4 separate regions of the Homo sapiens genome follow, and all the other regions are linked to region 3. A link is a contact called in ENCODE Hi-C or POLR2A ChIA-PET data. All regions are on one chromosome and are shown on one strand. The core of a region is the stretch at or near the end of the contact, and the rest is flanking DNA. Distances in the headings are between cores, read along the strand shown. Region 1 overlaps UBTD2 (ubiquitin domain containing 2). Region 2 has its middle 32 kb from the start of UBTD2. Region 3 overlaps ATP6V0E1 (ATPase H+ transporting V0 subunit e1). Region 4 has its middle 31 kb from the start of LINC01485.

The links. A loop is a pair of places that touch in the nucleus more often than their neighbours do. ChIA-PET counts read pairs that join two places held with the same protein, here RNA polymerase II (POLR2A). Pooled maps may share reads with other maps.
Region 1: a loop to region 3 is called in a pooled map, with 4 times the contacts of the local background. The contact joins two enhancer-like sites. A Hi-C loop is called at or near these places in 2 of 50 pooled maps. POLR2A ChIA-PET finds 5 or more read pairs at or near these places in 2 of 52 experiments (GM10248 and activated CD8-positive, alpha-beta memory T cell).
Region 2: a loop to region 3 is called in a pooled map, with 4 times the contacts of the local background. The contact joins two enhancer-like sites. A Hi-C loop is called at or near these places in 2 of 50 pooled maps. POLR2A ChIA-PET finds 5 or more read pairs at or near these places in 2 of 52 experiments (GM12878 and activated T-cell).
Region 4: a loop to region 3 is called in a map with no recorded cell type, with 17 times the contacts of the local background. The contact joins two enhancer-like sites. A Hi-C loop is called at or near these places in 4 of 37 single-sample maps with no recorded cell type and 3 of 50 pooled maps. POLR2A ChIA-PET finds 5 or more read pairs at or near these places in 2 of 52 experiments (H1 and PC-9).

What each region holds. Positions count from the first base shown.
Region 1 is chr5:172,234,669-172,238,611 of GRCh38, reverse strand. All of the region lies in intron 1 of UBTD2 (ubiquitin domain containing 2), which reads left to right. Among named protein-coding and RNA genes, the nearest start is that of EFCAB9, 42 kb to the right of the region's middle. RefSeq lists an enhancer at 3,435-3,484. Within about 2 kb of position 2,576, at least 5 of the 41 ENCODE cell types and tissues checked have a DNase peak (open chromatin) inside an H3K27ac peak, as active enhancers do.
Region 2 is chr5:172,313,701-172,317,845 of GRCh38, reverse strand. No RefSeq gene overlaps it. Among named protein-coding and RNA genes, the nearest start is that of UBTD2, 32 kb to the right of the region's middle. RefSeq lists enhancers at 1,917-2,006, 2,037-2,126. Within about 2 kb of position 2,430, at least 4 of the 41 ENCODE cell types and tissues checked have a DNase peak (open chromatin) inside an H3K27ac peak, as active enhancers do; they include GM12878, where a contact is called at or near this core.
Region 3 is chr5:173,033,842-173,037,986 of GRCh38, reverse strand. ATP6V0E1 (ATPase H+ transporting V0 subunit e1) reads right to left here. Exons shown (of 4, transcript NM_003945.4): 4 at 2,542-3,588. Among named protein-coding and RNA genes, the nearest start is that of SNORA74B, 15 kb to the right of the region's middle. RefSeq lists a silencer at 911-980. Within about 2 kb of position 2,491, at least 11 of the 41 ENCODE cell types and tissues checked have a DNase peak (open chromatin) inside an H3K27ac peak, as active enhancers do; they include GM12878, where a contact is called at or near this core.
Region 4 is chr5:173,819,624-173,823,440 of GRCh38, reverse strand. No RefSeq gene overlaps it. Among named protein-coding and RNA genes, the nearest start is that of LINC01485, 31 kb to the right of the region's middle. RefSeq lists a cis regulatory region at 617-1,019. Within about 2 kb of position 2,185, at least 6 of the 41 ENCODE cell types and tissues checked have a DNase peak (open chromatin) inside an H3K27ac peak, as active enhancers do.

The DNA.
Region 1 (3,943 bases), core at 1,327-3,826, 800 kb after region 3:
TTCTGTGTGTTAGATCTGTTTATTTGTTACAGAGTGGGAAGAAGTGTTTAAAGATTACAAGGAAAGATAAAGAGTGGGTGAATATGATTAAGAGGTTTCTGAGAAAAAGATGACTTTTGGACACGTTTTGAAGTAAATGTGGATTGATGGGGGAAAGGATATTTTCTGAAATAGATTGTGTGGTTTTTTAAGATTAGATTGCTTTATTAATTTTTTATTTCTCATATGTTAATTCATAGTGCACTAAAGATGGTTGGTTACCTGCAGTTTAAGGATAGAGAAGCAGAAATTTGGGGAATAAAAGATGTTTCCTGTCTTTAAATTCTTCACTGTTAGAGCATGGTACCTAGTCCTATATGCTATGTATGATTACCAAGCATCTCTCTTTTGGTATCAGCAGTCAGAAGATGTGTGAAGCAGATAAAACTGAAAGTTTAAGAGCATAAAATGAAATCTAGTTGAGTATGTATATATTCTACATCTTACAAAAATGTTTGGCTTGGTACAAACATGAGGTACTTAGCTGCCAGGCTGATAATCTATGTCCAACTACTGCATTTTCAGAAATACAGGTTTGTGGCACCACCTGAACTCAAAGGATAAGATTTGGTGAACAAATGCCTAGCAAGTGTACTCTGATAAGGCACAGGAAGTGCATGACAATCAGGGACATTTCTTTAACATTTAAGGAAGGGATTGGGAAGTTATGAAAAGAAGAAAGACAGCCTGTATATTTTTGCCAAAGGACTTAAAGATGTTATTTCATATAGTACCTCTAAGTTCATTTTTACTTATTTAGCAAACATTTATTTGCAGTTTTATTGTATATCATGCATTATTATGAGTGGTTTATGAATATGAACTTAAGTCCTCTTAACAAACCTAAATATTTTCATGTTTTCACGAGAGGATAGTTCAAATGCTTTTGCTAAATGCTAATTTTTTTCCCAGTTATTTATTTAACAAAGGTTAGTCATTTAGTTTAACATGAAGCTTCAAGCCTCAGATTTTGTAGTGAAAATTCTGCACTGCTCTGTGGTTTCACTAAAGTAATTATGTTACAAAGATTTAATCATTTTTTAACAGTGGACATTCTATAGACAGATATTCTATATTATGTTTATAATACAGGCAGAAATAGGCAAATAAAAGTAATCTTCCTTCATGTCACAAATTACCGTGAAACTTTTGACAGCATGTAGATTTGAAAATGCATTGGGGGCCTGTCGCAGTGGCTCATGCCTGTAATTCCAGCACTTTGGGAGGCTGAGGCGGGCGGATCATGAAGTCAAGAAATTGAAACTATCCTGGCCAATATGGTGAAACCCCGTCTCTACTAAAAATACAAAAATTAGCTGGGCATGGTGGCGCGGGCCTGTAGTCCCAGCTACTCGAGAGGCTGAGGCAGGAGAATCGCTTGAACCCAGGAGGCGGAGGTTGCAGTGAGTCGGGTTGCACCAGTGCACTCCAGCCTTGGCGACAGAGCAAGACTCTGTCTCAAGTATATGAATAAAATTTAAAAATTAAAGAAAATGCATTTGGAATGATTTTCCTTAAGCAACATAAACGCATCATCTGTTCTTTTTGTGGGACTTTGTTCATCTATGCTTAGTACAAACGGAGAGAGGTGAAATGAACCTACCTCACATTTGTAAGGAAGGTGTTTTACAATTTTTCCAAGGTACTTTGTACCCTTATTATGATTGTTTTTCTGTTGGCTTCCTCTTTTCAAAGTCCTCTTCCTTTCATTTGCTTTAGTTTTAGGTCCTGAGATTCTTCTGTAGAGGTTTTGTTGTTTTTGTCCATGCTTTGTAATTCTCTCAGAATGACAGGAAAAATTATACTGAGTTATCTCTCATGCATTTAATACATATGAGGCCAGATAATTCTGTAGAAATACTCAGACCCAAAACTTTATTCAGATAAATATCTTACTGAGTCTACCTGCTTACTGTGCCATCTTCCACTTCCTGGTCAGTAAGCTGAGTGTTGTCTGTAAACTGTCTCTAACTCATCTAAATGATAATGTAGCAGAAAATAAAATCAACCTTGCATTCCATCGTGTTGGTGCAATCAGTGGGTTGTGGTTATCAGACCAGATTCTGAACATCTTCTAGAGAATTATGCTCTAGCTGCATTGTCTGTATTATTTGGAAGAGGTAGGGAAAAATCATTAGTATAGACTGTGTTTCTCGCATTTGAATTAAATGTAATAGGCACATCTGTAGTGTTACTCCCAGTAGACACTCAGTACATATTTGTTGATTAAATAAAGAGACTTGGATTCTGTTTCCAGCTCTGCTACTAAATGGATGGGTTTCCTATTCTGCTTCCTCACCCTTTCAGAACTCACCTGTTTTGCATTTCACTAGGACAAGTTAGAGGGCAAAAAGTATTTGAGTTAATGCTGAGTGTTTTAAGTGGAAAACAGCTAGTCTTTTGGTGTGCCACCCTGAGGGGAGAGGACAGAAGAGACCTGACCTGGCAGTCTTTATTGAGAATATAGCCTGGAGAGTAGAGATAGCCCAGGGTCTGGAGTCATTTTATTTTCTGTTTTGCATAGTCCAAATTTCATCTGGCCCTGGGCCAATGAGGGAGTAGTCAATTTCATGGATGCTTTAGAACCAGTTTGAGAGTGATTTCTTTAAAATTGGTATTCTTTCTGCAATTAAATATAGAACATTGAATTTTGACACACACCCTCTCTCCTTCCCACTCGCTGTGTCATTTATTTCCCACCCACTCTTTTCCAACACTCTTCTTATCTTTTCATCCAGCTTCAATTTTCTTTCTATCTTCTATCCCATCTATCAAACTATTCCCTATCTATAGCACTGTATAATCTTACAGAGCCATAAATAAGAATGGCTCTGTAGGTCAGTATGACCCATGGAAATAGATCACAGATAATACACCAGATGGTTATCTGGGTGCAAGGATGCTGCATCAGGCTTATTCCAGCGCTACTACTACATAACATTGTCTAAGGGGAGATGCTGCCACTTGCCCTCTGTTTTCTTCTTCTCTTGGGTTGAAACTAGGGTAGGGTATCATAGTTCTTCTGCTCCTTGTGGTTCGGAGCTAATCCCTTGGCCTAGCATCAAAGATTATCTCTTTTACTCCCAGTTCCTCAAAAAAACTAAAGTACTGATTCTACCCTTTGTAAATTAGTTCCTGTTTGAGTTCCAGAGAAAGGTATTTACAGTTCCTTGACTAAAGTCCAGAGAGTAGAATGCTAGAGGAAGCATTCCTCTAATCAGTTTGTTCATGATTCTGGTGGTTTGGCTCTTCTTTCTCTGGGCACTGAAAAGCAATCTTTTACCTCTTTGGATTTTCTCAGTTCCTACTTCCTGGTTTCATGTGTCCAAGCTACTATTGCCGTTTGCTTCCCCAAGTATCTTGCCTCTCTTTCGTGGTGTCTCTTGACTCTCATATCCTGCTCTTACAGTCTGATGAAACACTTACCTTCTAGGCAGTTCTTTTAAAATGAACAAAACAAAACTTTCATTGTATTAAAAAAAAATTTTTTTAGAGCAGTTTTAGATTCATAACAGAATTGAGAGGAAGGTACAGAGATTTCCTATGTACTCCCAGTGCCTACACATACATAGCCTCCTTTCCCTGATTATCAGCATCCTCCACCAGAGTGGTACATTCATTACAACTATAATTCTCTGGGGTTCTTTAGTTTTGTTTTGTTTTGTTTGAGATGAGGTTTCACTCTCGCCCAGGCTGAAGTGCAGTGGCATGATCATGGCTCACTGCAAACACAACCTCCCAGGCTCAAGTGATCCTCCCACCTCAGCCTCCCAAGTAGCTGGGACCACAGGCACATGCCAACATGCCAGGCTAATTTTTGTGTATTTTGTAGAGATGGGGGTCTCACCATGTTGCCCAGGCTAGTCTCGAACTCCTGGATTCAAGCCTTCCTTCCACCTCAGCC
Region 2 (4,145 bases), core at 1,181-3,680, 720 kb after region 3:
AAGCCAAACCAATGAGACTTGATCCTTAGACCTTTGCTGGAGATTCTGAGGAAGAGGAGCTCTTTTTTTTTTTTGAGACGGAGTTTCACTCTTATTGCCCAGGCTGGAGTGCAATGCACGATCTCTGCTCACTGCAACCTCTGCCTCCTGGGTTCACCCGATTCTTCTGCCTCAGCCTCCCAAGTAGCTGGGATTACAGGCGCGAGACATCACGACCGGTTAATTTTTTGTATTTTTAGTAGAGACGGGGTTTCACCATGTTGGCCAGACTGGTCTCGAACTCCTGACCTCAGGTGATCCACCACCTCTCTCCCACTCCGCCTCCCAAAGTGCTGGGATTACAGCTGTGAGCCACCGCGCCCAACCTTGGGGAGCTCTTTTCTACTGTACTTGCCAAGCTGGCTGAATTTAGCCTACAGATGCTAGTAACCATATTGGTCATCTCAAGCGCAGAGCTTGCAGGAGAACAAAGCCTAATACAAAGGAAAGCAGAACAAAAATAGAGTGTAGGTGACACTGTTTGAAACTCTGCATCCAGCTGTGCCTGAAGGTGAATCAATGAACCAGCGATTTTCTTAAGTGACTGGGTTAAGTTTCTGTCACTGGCCACAAAAGAGTCTTAATAAACATATGGATTCAGGGAGCATGTTTATTTTCAATTTTTTTTTTTTTTTTTTTTTTTTTTGAGACGGAGTCTCACTCTGTCACCCAGGCTAGAGTGCAGTGGCGCGATCTCGGCTTACTGCAAACTCCGCCTCCCGGGTTCACGCCATTCTCCTCCCTCAGCCTCCCTAGTAGCTGGGACTACAGGCGCCTGCCACCACGCCCGGCTATTTTTTTTGTATTTTTAGTAGAGACGGGGTTTCACCGTGTTATCCAGGATGGTCTCCATCTCCTGACCTCGTGGTCCTCCCGCCTCAGCCTCCCAAAGTGCTGGGATTACAGGCGTGAGCCACCATGCCCGGCCCAATTTTTTTTTTTTTTAACCAGGCTGTTGCCGGGCACCGTGGCTTGTGCCTATAATCCCAACTCTTTGGGAGGCCGAGGTGGGCAGATCACCTGAGGTTGGGAGTTTGAGACCAGCCTGACCAACATGGAGAAACCCCATCTCTACTAAAAATACTAAATCAGCCAGGCATGGTGGCGTATGCCTGTAATCCCAGCTGCTCAGGAGGCTGAGGCTGGAGAATCGCGTGAACTCGGGAGGCGGAGGTTGCGGTGAGCCGAGATGGCGCCATTGCACTCCAGCCTGGGCAACTAAAGCAAAACTCCACCTCAAAATATATATATATAACAAAATAAAGTCAGGCTGTTAAAGGAAAAACTTGAGCTGAATTAAATTTAAGAGAGTTTAATTGAGCAAAAAACAATTCACCAATCAGGCAGCCCCAGAATCACAGTAGATTCAGAGAGACTCCAGGGATGCCTCATGGTCAGAACAAATTTATAGACAAAAAAAGGGAAGCGACATACAGAAATCAGAAGTGAGGTACAGAAACAGCCGGATTGGTTACAGGTTGGCGTTTGCCTTATTTGAACACAGTTTGAACACTCAGCAGTGTATGAGTGGTTGAAGGATGGCCACTGGGATTGGCCAGGACTCAGCTATTGTTACAGGCGCATACTCCTAAGTTAGGTTTTCAATCTTGTCTACTTACTAAGTTAGGTTGCAGTTTGTCCACAAAGACTCAAATAAAGACGTACAGAATCCTTCTCAGGCCATATGTAGTTTGGTTTCACAAGGCCTATTTAGAGATTACAAATTTCACCAAGTCCATTGAACAACTGGGTATTAAGGGCATTGTGGGGGTGTGCAGGGGACCATAAAGATGAGTAAGACTGTCCCTGACCTCAAGGTTCACCTCTAGAAGGGAATATAGACAAAGCAACTCCACTTTACAGTCATGCTGTTACCGGAAAGGGGTCTCGGTCCCCAAGAGAGGGGTCTCGGTCCCCAAGAGAGGGTTCTCGGATCTCACGCAAGAAAGAATTCAGGGAAAGTCCACAGAGTAGAGTGAAAGCAAGTTTATTAGGAAAGTAAAGGAATGAACGAATGGCTACTCTATAGACAGAGCAGCCCTGAGGGCTGCTGTTTGCCCATTTTTATGGCTATTCCCTGATGATATGCTAAACAAGGAGTGGATTATTCATGCCTCCCATTTTTAGACCATATAGGGTAACTCCCTGACATTGCCATGGCATTTGTATACTGTCATGATGCTGATGGGAGTGTAGTAGTGAGGATGACCAGAGATCACTCTCGTGGCCTTCTTGGTTTTGGTGGGTTTTTGCCGGCTTCTTCACTGCAACCTGTTTTATCAGCAAGGTCTTTATGATCTGTGTTTGTGCTGACCTCCTATCTCATCCTGTGACTCAGGATGCCTTAACAGTCTGGGAATGAAGCCCAGCAGGTCTTAGCCTCACTTTACTCAGCTCCTATTCAAGACAGAGTTGTTCTGGTTCACACACCTCTGACAATATCACGATCCGTGTTGCACTTGAGAGATTATGAGCACAGTAGAAGAACAAAGACAGGGAAGATCAATTCTGACCCAGGGTTGTCTGGGAGAGAAGGGAGTGTGGGTGCTTTAACTGTACAATAATTTCCAGACATTTAACAGTGCTCTCTTGCCTGGATTCTGGAAGTCATTCTGAGAATGCCTGTTTTCATTAGATTTTAATCACCCACAGGTCATATATTCCTTTAACGAATGCCTGATGACACCATGCAGAATGAAATGCGCTTTACTGCCTGCTTGGAATGTGTGCAGGCCTGCCTCATGGACCCCTAGAAGTTTCCTTCCAAAAGCAGTCCAGGTATGGTGAGAGGGAGGAATGGGGAGAACAGAAGCCCTATCTCTTACATACCTATACAGGGAGTGTACAACTCAGTTTGGTCCCTGGCCTCCTGTTGTCAGAGGGTGTGTAATTTCAGCTGGGTGGGGCTATGAGGTAAAGATTTCATGTCTGCCACTGCTTGGCTTTTTTTTTTTTTTTTTCTGAGACGGAGTCTCGCTCTGTCGCCCAGGCTGGAGTGCAGTGACGCGATCTCAGCTCACTGCAAGCTCCGCTTCCCAGGTTCACGCCACTGCTTGCTTTTGAAAGGTCTACCCACCCATAGCTCCAATGCATGAAACGCTTCATATAGCTTTGCTGCTTACAGCTCCTCAGTTACTCCTCACTTGCCGGGGATCAAGCCTAAGCCTTTTTTTTTTTTTTTTTTTTTTGAGATGGCATCTCACTCTGTCCCCCAGGCTGGAGTGCAGTAGCGCGATCTTGGTTCACCGCAACCTCTGCCTCCCGGGGTTCAAGCGATTCTCTCGTCTAAGCCTTCCGAGTAAAAGGGATTACAGGCACCTGACACCACACCCAGCTAATTTTTGTATGTTTAATAGAGACAAGGTTTCACCATGTTGGACAGCCTGGTCTCAAACTCCTGACCTCAAGTGATTCGCCTGCCTCAGCCTCCAGTGCTGGGATTACAGGAGTGAGCCACCTCGCCCAGCCCTAAGTCTTTTAATATGGCACACAAGGATGCTTCTTTATGAGTTAACACTGAGTACTTGGGAGACAAAGACAAATAAAACCTTTCCTACCCTCAAGTGAGAGAAACTCAACTGAGACTTACAGGAAATAAAATTTAAAACTACTGACTTACGAAACTGAAAATTCCACGGGGTAGATTCAAGCATTGCTGAATTTGGCTCAGATTATTTCTCAGGGGTTGGATTCTTCCTCTTTCTCAGCTGTATTTTCCTCTATGTTAGTGTCCCGCTTGGGTAGGCTCTCGCCAACTGGAGAGCAGCCCCAATTTTTTCCCTTTTAGGGACTCCAAGCAGCTGCAAGTTTACTTCCTCCAAAATTCATGGGCAGAAGAAAAGGCTCTTCTAAACAATTGGTTGGCAGGGCATGGTGGCTCATACCTGTAATCCCAGCACTTTGGAGGCCAAGGCAGGTGGATCACTTAAGGTCAGGAGTTTAAGGCCAGCCTGGCCAACATGGTGAAACCCTGTCTCTACTAAAAATACAAAAATTAGCTGGGTGTGGTGGCAGGTGCCTGTAATCCCAGCTACTCGGGAGGCTGAGGCAGGAGAATTGCTTGGACCCGAGAAACAGAGGTTGGAGTGAGCCAAGATCGTGCCACT
Region 3 (4,145 bases), core at 1,242-3,741:
GCTCAGGCTGGTCTCAAACTCCTGACCTCAGATGATCTGCCCTCCTTGGCCTCCCAAAGTGCTGGGATTACAGGCATGAGCCACCGTGCCCGGCCAATTTTTGTATTTTTAGTAGAGATGGGGTTTCACCATGTTGGCCAGGCTGGTCTTGAACTCCCAACCTCAGGTGATCTGCCTGCCTTGGCCTCCCAAAGTGCTGGGATTATAGGTGTGAGCCATCGCGCCTGGCCTCCCTCTCCATTTTAAACACATATATTCTCCCAAACCAAAAAGAATTTTTGCATAGAGGATGGAGTATGAAACTGTTCTAAAATGTGTAGACATATATTTTTAAACATAATTTATGTTAATAAAGGAGCAATTGACTCTTGCCAAATTTTTCATGATTCTTGGCAACAATTTTAAATCATTTCTCAAATTCTAAATTTACTTCAGCATGACCAAACACCTACCGTTGCTTAAAAAAAAAAAAAAAGGCTAAACAAGAAGGTGCTACTTTTGAAGCAACATCAAAGGAAAGATAAAATATTATTAAGTTGGGGTAGTGACACACGTCTAGACATCATTATATGTTTAAAGAAAACAACAAAAACAGTGCTAAAAGAAACCAATCAATCCTCACACTTCATCTTCAAAATCATGCCAGAAATACTTCTATCCTGGTATAAGAGTTGGTAGAACCTGGAAGGGCAGGAAGGGTGTGGTCCAGCCACTTAGGCTCTGGCTCTGAACTCAGGCCTGGGGGCCTAATAAGGGTGCCTTTTATTTTTCTGTAAACCTCTACCTCCAAGTACAAATGACTAATCAAAAGTGTAACCATAGGCCAGGCACAGTGGCTCACGCCTGTAATCCCAGCACTTTGGGAGGTCGAGGGTGGGCGGATCACCTGAGGTCAGGAGTTCAAGACCACCCTGACCAACATGGTGAAACCCCGTCTCTACCAAAAATACAAAAAATTAGCCAGGCGTGGAGGCAGCCTACTGTAATCCCAGCTACTTGGGAGGCTGAGGCAGAACTGCTTGAACCTGGGAGGTGGAGGCTGCAGTGAGCTGAGATCGTGCCATTGCACTCCAGCCTGGGCAACAAGAGCGAAACTCTGTCTCAAACAAAACAAAACACAAAGAACCCAAAGTGTAACCCTACGTAGAAAAAAAAAATCACTTGGCTGTCCCTCTGGGTCCTATCTGAATAGAAAAGTACTGTCAGTGTACCCTGGGGATTTGGTCATTTATTTGGAAAATACTCTTGATGTATTATTATAATTCACAAATCACCTTCCCCGCCAAAATCTCATTTGGTAACAACTTCGTATAGTAGAAAAGGTATGCATTATCCCTATTTTACAGATGAAAACACTGAGAGTCAGAAATTAAATGATTTGCCCCGTTACACAGCTAGCGAGTGATGGGAGTAAGATGGCAAACCTAGGACCTCTGCTAATCTAGTGATTGTCCCAGGAGGCCACATGACGTTCGCCTGGAAGGGCTCTGGAGCGCAGGAACATTTTCGGTATCCTCTGAACGGGCTAAATGGAGGTCCTTCCAGTCTGGGCCCTGACAAACACTGGATGGAGTGTGGCAACGGTCAGGAAAATATGATTCACCAACATCCATCTCCGATGCCTAATCATGTTGTTAACAAACAGTTCTGCTATTAAGGGTGAGGTGACGAGAGAACATGTGCCTGGGTTTAGGTATTAATGGCACTGAACCTTCTCAAGAATTTAATAAATGAAACAACTAGGGCTCAAGGGTGAAGTGACTTCCTGAGCAAAGGGAATTTACCGAGTTTCCTCTCATAAAACCTGAGCTGATTTCGTCATTCCCACATTTCAACAATAGTATGATGGCAGGGCGCGGTGGCTCACACCTGTAATCCCAGCACTTTCGGAGACCAAGGTGGGCGGATCACGAGGTCAGGAGACCAGCCTGACCAACATGGTGAAACCCTGTCTCTACTAAAAATACAAAAATTAGTCGGGCGCGGTGGCAGGTGCCTGTAATCTCAGCTACTCAGGAGGCTGAGGCAGGAGAATTGCTTGAACCCGGGAGGCAGAGGTTGCAGTGAGCTGAGATCGCACCACTGCACTCCAGCCTGGGCGACAGAGTGAGACTCTGTCTCAAGAAAAAAAGAAAGAAAACATGGATCTTACTCCCCTGTCTAGCTCTGACCAACTGCATTAAGCTGGGCGAGAAATTCTCCCTGTCTGGGCTCAGCTTCCTTATCCATAAAATGATGGGGTTAGCCTATATCACCATAGCCCCCTTCAACTTCAAATCATCAATGTTTCATGTATTCCATGAAATTAGCTAATGTGGCCCTCCTGCTGGAAACGTAAAGCATGGAGTTGCCTAACAGACTGCGCAAAACAAAAGTAAAGAATGAAAAGAAACGAGAGCAGGAGAGTCACTTCAACTTGAAACTCACTTTGGTCATAAGAATAGCAAAGTAATGAGTTCAGACAGTTTGGGAGGAATAGAAAGTAGAAACTGCAAAACAGGAAATCCATTCTTGGCTGGCTGTCAAAAAGCCATGAGCTGGTGAAAATTTAGGTTCATTTTAATTTTTAATTTCTTAAAAGTAATAAAGCTCTCAAATTAGTGTATCGAGATGCCTGCTACTGAAATACAAAATTACTGTCTCCTGCCCCTGGCTTTTTAATCACTCTTGACTTCTTTAGTCCTATGTCTGAGGCTGTGATGGTTCCATCTCAGGAGCATTTGCTGCCTTGTTCTGCAGCTGGCAGGTAACCTTGAACTGCTCACCATGGTACCATCTTTAAGGACAATGCTCCAACACAACCTTATATTACAGTTCTATGTATACTAACCTTATCTCTCCAAATAGCTTGTGAACTTGCAGGGACTCCAAATTTACACATCTTTGATCCCTCCAGTGCCTTGGCTGCAGTAGGCACTCAAATAGTTACTGAACGATTAAGAAACGCACTTACCAGTCTTTTCAGGCATCTCAAGCTACATGGCAGGGTTTATATACTCAACCTAAGTTTAGACTACAAAATCATTTTTTAAAAAGGCATTATGTAGCGATAGAAAAGCTTATAAAAATGAACTTTACAAACACCGAGCCCAGATTTCCATAGAAAGGAGGAAAATATTTATTCCAAAAGATGGCAGAAAGAAGAAATTCATCCTGAAAGTATAGTTTGGTGCGATTCTGTTGAGATGGCTCTTCCCTCTGAACGTGCTCTCCTACTGACCACCCCACTGGAGTCTTGTTTGTCTTGCAGCAGTTTCTAAACACTTCACTGATTCCCACGTGAGAAGGCAGGAGCCATCTTCAAATCCACAGATTCCAAGGAGAGAGTAACGTATCTCTCAGAAGAACAGCATCTTCTATCTCAGAAGAGTACATAATCGTTTTGTGGAGTCGGCACAGTTCAGGTTATGGAGGCACGTAATTCACCAAAGTGCAAAAAAGGCAAAGGAAAACACGCTGCATTGTAGAATAAGGCATTCAAATGTGCTGTTAACGTTTAAGGCAGCTAATGGCCAAAACAGGCAAGTCAAGAAAAGTGGTCTGGTTTGGAGGTGATTTTGCATCTAGAAGGCATTCTCTTCTCGTGACCTGCAAAACAAAACCATTCTGGTAACTGGTCCTCATACATTCCTCAGGAAGGCAAAAAGTTAACATCGAGAAAGTTAACCAAGCCAACACTTTAAAATGCACAGATGCTCAACAAAATATGAAACACAGGATAATCAACTTGGTGCAAGTTTGGCCAGGTTTTGCAGGGCTGTGGCAAAAGGTCCAGTAACCAAGGACACTGCTGAAATGAGGAGCACAAGTAACACTCTATGTTACAGAAAGCAGGAAGAATGAAGCTGACTGAGATTGATTGTGCTGGAATCTAATGAATTCACCGCAGTTTCAAGAGTCTGTATTTTTCCCTTCCCTCTTATAGCATGGAGGGGAGGTTCCGCAGGCATGGCGAACTCTGCTCTGGGGCCAGGCTCCTGGGGAGCGGGCTCCTTGCATTGGTCTTGTACTGGAGGCTGCCCTGTAGCTTGCTCCCCGTTCTGGCTATCTCGAGTGTAGGTGACAAATGACACTTTTCTTTTTCTAGCAGCTTAAATTCAACACCATCTTTTTTTTTGTTTTGTTTTATTTTTGTTTTTTTCGGA
Region 4 (3,817 bases), core at 936-3,435, 790 kb before region 3:
GGAGCCAAACCATGCTGGCACCCTGACCTCAGGCTCCCAACCTCCAGAACTGTGAGAAATAAAGTTCTCTGGTTTATGGTACCTATTAGGTTGGTACAAAAGTAATTGCAGTTTTTGCCATTAGTTGTTTTTTTTGTTTGTTTGTGTGTTTGGTTTGTTTTGTTTTTCTTTTTTTTTTTTTTTTGTGAGATGGAGTCTCGCTCTGTCACCCAGGCTGGAGTGCAGTGGCATGATCTCGGCTCACTGCAAGCTCCGCCTCCTGGGTTCATGCCATTCTCCTGCCTCAGCCTCCCGAGTAGCTGGGACCACAGGCACCTGCCACCACGCCTGGCTAATTTTTCGTATTTTTAGTAGAGACGGGGTTTCACCGTGTTAGCCAGGATGGTCTCGATCTCCTGACCTCATGATCCGCCCACCTCGGCCTCCCAGAGTGCTGGGATTACAGGCGTGAGCCACTGCACCCTGCTTGCCATTAGTTTCAATCACAAGAACTGTAATTACTTTTGCATCAACCGTATAGTTATTGCAGCCCAAACTAAGATACCTCTTAGCAACCCAATGATATAGATCCTTACTGTACAGACAAACAGAGTTGTTATGTAACTTACTGGAGCTCACACAGCTAGTTAGTGGGAAGGCTAAGATTCAAACTCCAGAGCCCACACTCTTAGCCACTAGGCTAGCCTGAGCCTAGTGACTGTCCTCTTTCTGTTCCACCACAAAGCTTCTTGTGGCTTTGTTTTTCGTGAGAACGTCTAGTCCCTCCCCAACTCTGCTTTGAGGTGTTATTTAAACAATGTAATCGGGCCAATCTGCTTCTCATAATGCCTGACTCATTCTCTGTCTTCTACAGTGTCAAGTCCAAGTAGCATGTCTACTGTTGGGTCTGTGCTGCCTCCCCTCAATGGCTCACCCACACCCCCACACACATACACACCCACACACACACACCTGCTGACAGATCAGGCCACTGATGATTTCTGGAAAATGTCAGCTTCCTAGGGTGGCATCGTCCATACATATAATGCAAGTCACGTATGTAATTTTACATTTTCTAGCAGCTACATTAAAAAAGTAAAAAGAGGCCAGGCGCACCTGTAATCCTAGCACTTTGGGAGGCTGCGGCAGGCGGATCACGAGGTCAGGAGTTCGAGACCAGCCTGACCAACATGGTGAAACCTCATCTCTACTAAAAATACAAAAATTATCTGGGCATGGTGGCACGCGCCTGTAATCTCAGCTACTCAGGAGGATGAGGCAAGAGGATTGCTTGAACCCGGGAGGCGGAGGTTGCAGTGAGCCGAGATCACACTATTGCACTCCAGCCTGAGCAACAGAGCAAGACTCCATCTCAAAAAAAAAAAAAAAAGTAAAAAGAAACTGGTAAAATCCCTTTAGTAGCATATTAAATATATGTAAAATATTGACATTTCAACATGTAATCAACAGAAAACAAATTAGGAGTGAGTTTCTTGTTTTTGTTCTAAATTTTAGCAATCTGGCATATATCTTAAACTTATGGGCCATCTCAAATTGGAGTAGCTGCATGTTCCTAGTGGCTGCAGTACTGGACTGTGCAATTCACCAAATTTTTTAGGTCAGAGTACATCTAGGAAATGACCATACTTGTATGGTGTCCCAGGGTAAATAGTCGAGCCTGTTAGGGGCCAGAGGCAACAGGCCAGATGCCCCAAGTTCCCATCGCCCCACTTTCTTCACTGTTCCAAAAGAAACCCCCCTTAAGGGCTGGACATTCAGAGGCTTTATGCATATTAGGAAAAGGCATCCTGTCTGGGGATTTCAGTCCCACTACTCTTGAAGCTGAAGCTGGATGCCCTCGTTTTGTGCACAGCATGTACAACTACCTTCAGGCGTCTGCTGAGGGATGAGGGATCCATTTCTGGGCGCACATGTATCTAGCCATGGTAGCACAGGCCGGGAAGCTCTGTGCTGGAAATTCTGAGTTTGTGTGTGTGTGTGTGTGTGTGTGTGTGTGTGTGTGTGTGTTACCTTTCTTCCTTCTCTTTACTCTCCTTTTCTGCCTTCTGTCGAGCACAGCCTGCCTGTGACCTCACAGCAATAAGTTAGGCCAGTGGTTTTCAAAGTGCAGTTCCCAGAATAGTAACAGCAGCATCACCTGGTTCCTGTTAGAAATGCAAATTCTCAGGCCCCACCCTAGACCTACTGAATCAGAAACTCTGGGGGTGGGGCCCAGAGCTCTGTGTTTGACGAGCCCTCCCTGTGATCCTGATGCTGTCTACACAGAATAGAAATACTGTGATAATAACACCACCACCACCTGCCTTTCACTGAGTGCTTTCTGTGAACACTTACTAAATGACTATGACCCTCATAGCCAGTCTGATGAGGGTGCCATAACTTGCCCCATGTTACAGAAGGGAAACTGAGGTGTGGAGGCCAGTGGTTCGAACAGACCCCACAGCTGGTGTATGACAGTGCAGACACAGGATTTGAATTGAGTTATCTTTACTGGAGCACCCATGGTTGCAACTGTTTGGCTATGCAGCTTCTTTTTCTACTTCAGCCCAACTGATGGCTTGAAGTCTTTGGCTTGGAAATATTCTGTCCTAATCTCTCATTCGTTCATTCATTTATTCTGGATTGAGCTCCTAATCTGTGCCAGGTCCCATATTAGGCACTGGAGCTGCAAAGATAACTAGGACTTGGTCGTTACTCATAAGAAGCTTATAGAATAGTTAATTTGGGTCTTGGGAAGGCAAAACAAACCAAGAACAGTCCGGATTAAGATGAATTGGGGTCAATTGAATAATTGGAAATTTGGCAGTCATAGTGGTAATTTCTTAGTGGGAAACACATGTGCTTGGATTTTTCGGGATAGTATTGGTTATGACTCAACCCCTCCCCTTTCTCATGTAACCATTTCTTCCTCATTGATTGCTCTGGAAGCAGAAATTTTATTTTATTGCTTTAGATAATAACTTGGCCTCACTTTATTTGTCAGCTGAGTTCTAATGGTGCAAAGTGGAATGATTTTCCTGGACCCACTTTTTAGGGGTATGGATGTTGTGACACTTTGGGAAACTGGAAGTGATTCTATATGACAGTTTTGTAGGTCAGAATATACATGCAACCTGGAAGTCCACTGGGACTTCTCTGCTCCTTGGAGATAGATAAACATTATATCTGTTAGAAATGCCTTTGGATGCAAGTAACTAAAAACAAGGCCCAGTAGTTTATTCTTATTTATAACAAAAAGTCCAGAATGAACAGACGATAGCCTTGGTTCAGCAGCTTGTTAATGCCGGGGCCAGTAACTCTGATTCCCTTGGCCTCTCCCCTCATGCTTGTCTCTCAGAATCACAAGATGCCCTCATAGAACCAGACATCACATCTGTGTTCAAGGCAGGATGAAGCTGTGGGGAAAGTGTTGTTATAGACAGGTTTTCTTTCTTTCTTTTATTTTTGCTGGGTGCTATAGTTTGAATGTGTCTTCCAAATTTCATGTGCTGGAAACTTAATCCCTAAATTCATATGTTGATTAGAGACGGGGCTTTTGGGAGGAAACTAGGACTAGATAAGGTCATTAGGGTGGGGCCCCCATGATGGGACTGGTGGCTTTATAAGAAGAGGAAGAGAGACCTGAACATACACGCAGTCTCTTGCCCTCTCTCCATGTGATGCCTCCTGCCACATTTTGACTCAGAACAAGGCCCTCCCCAGGGCCCATGCCATGCTCTTGGACTTCCCATCCTCCAGAACTGTGAGCTACATACATTTCTTTTCTTTATAATTTACTCAGTATGTGGTATTCTGTTATAGCAAGAGAAAATGAACT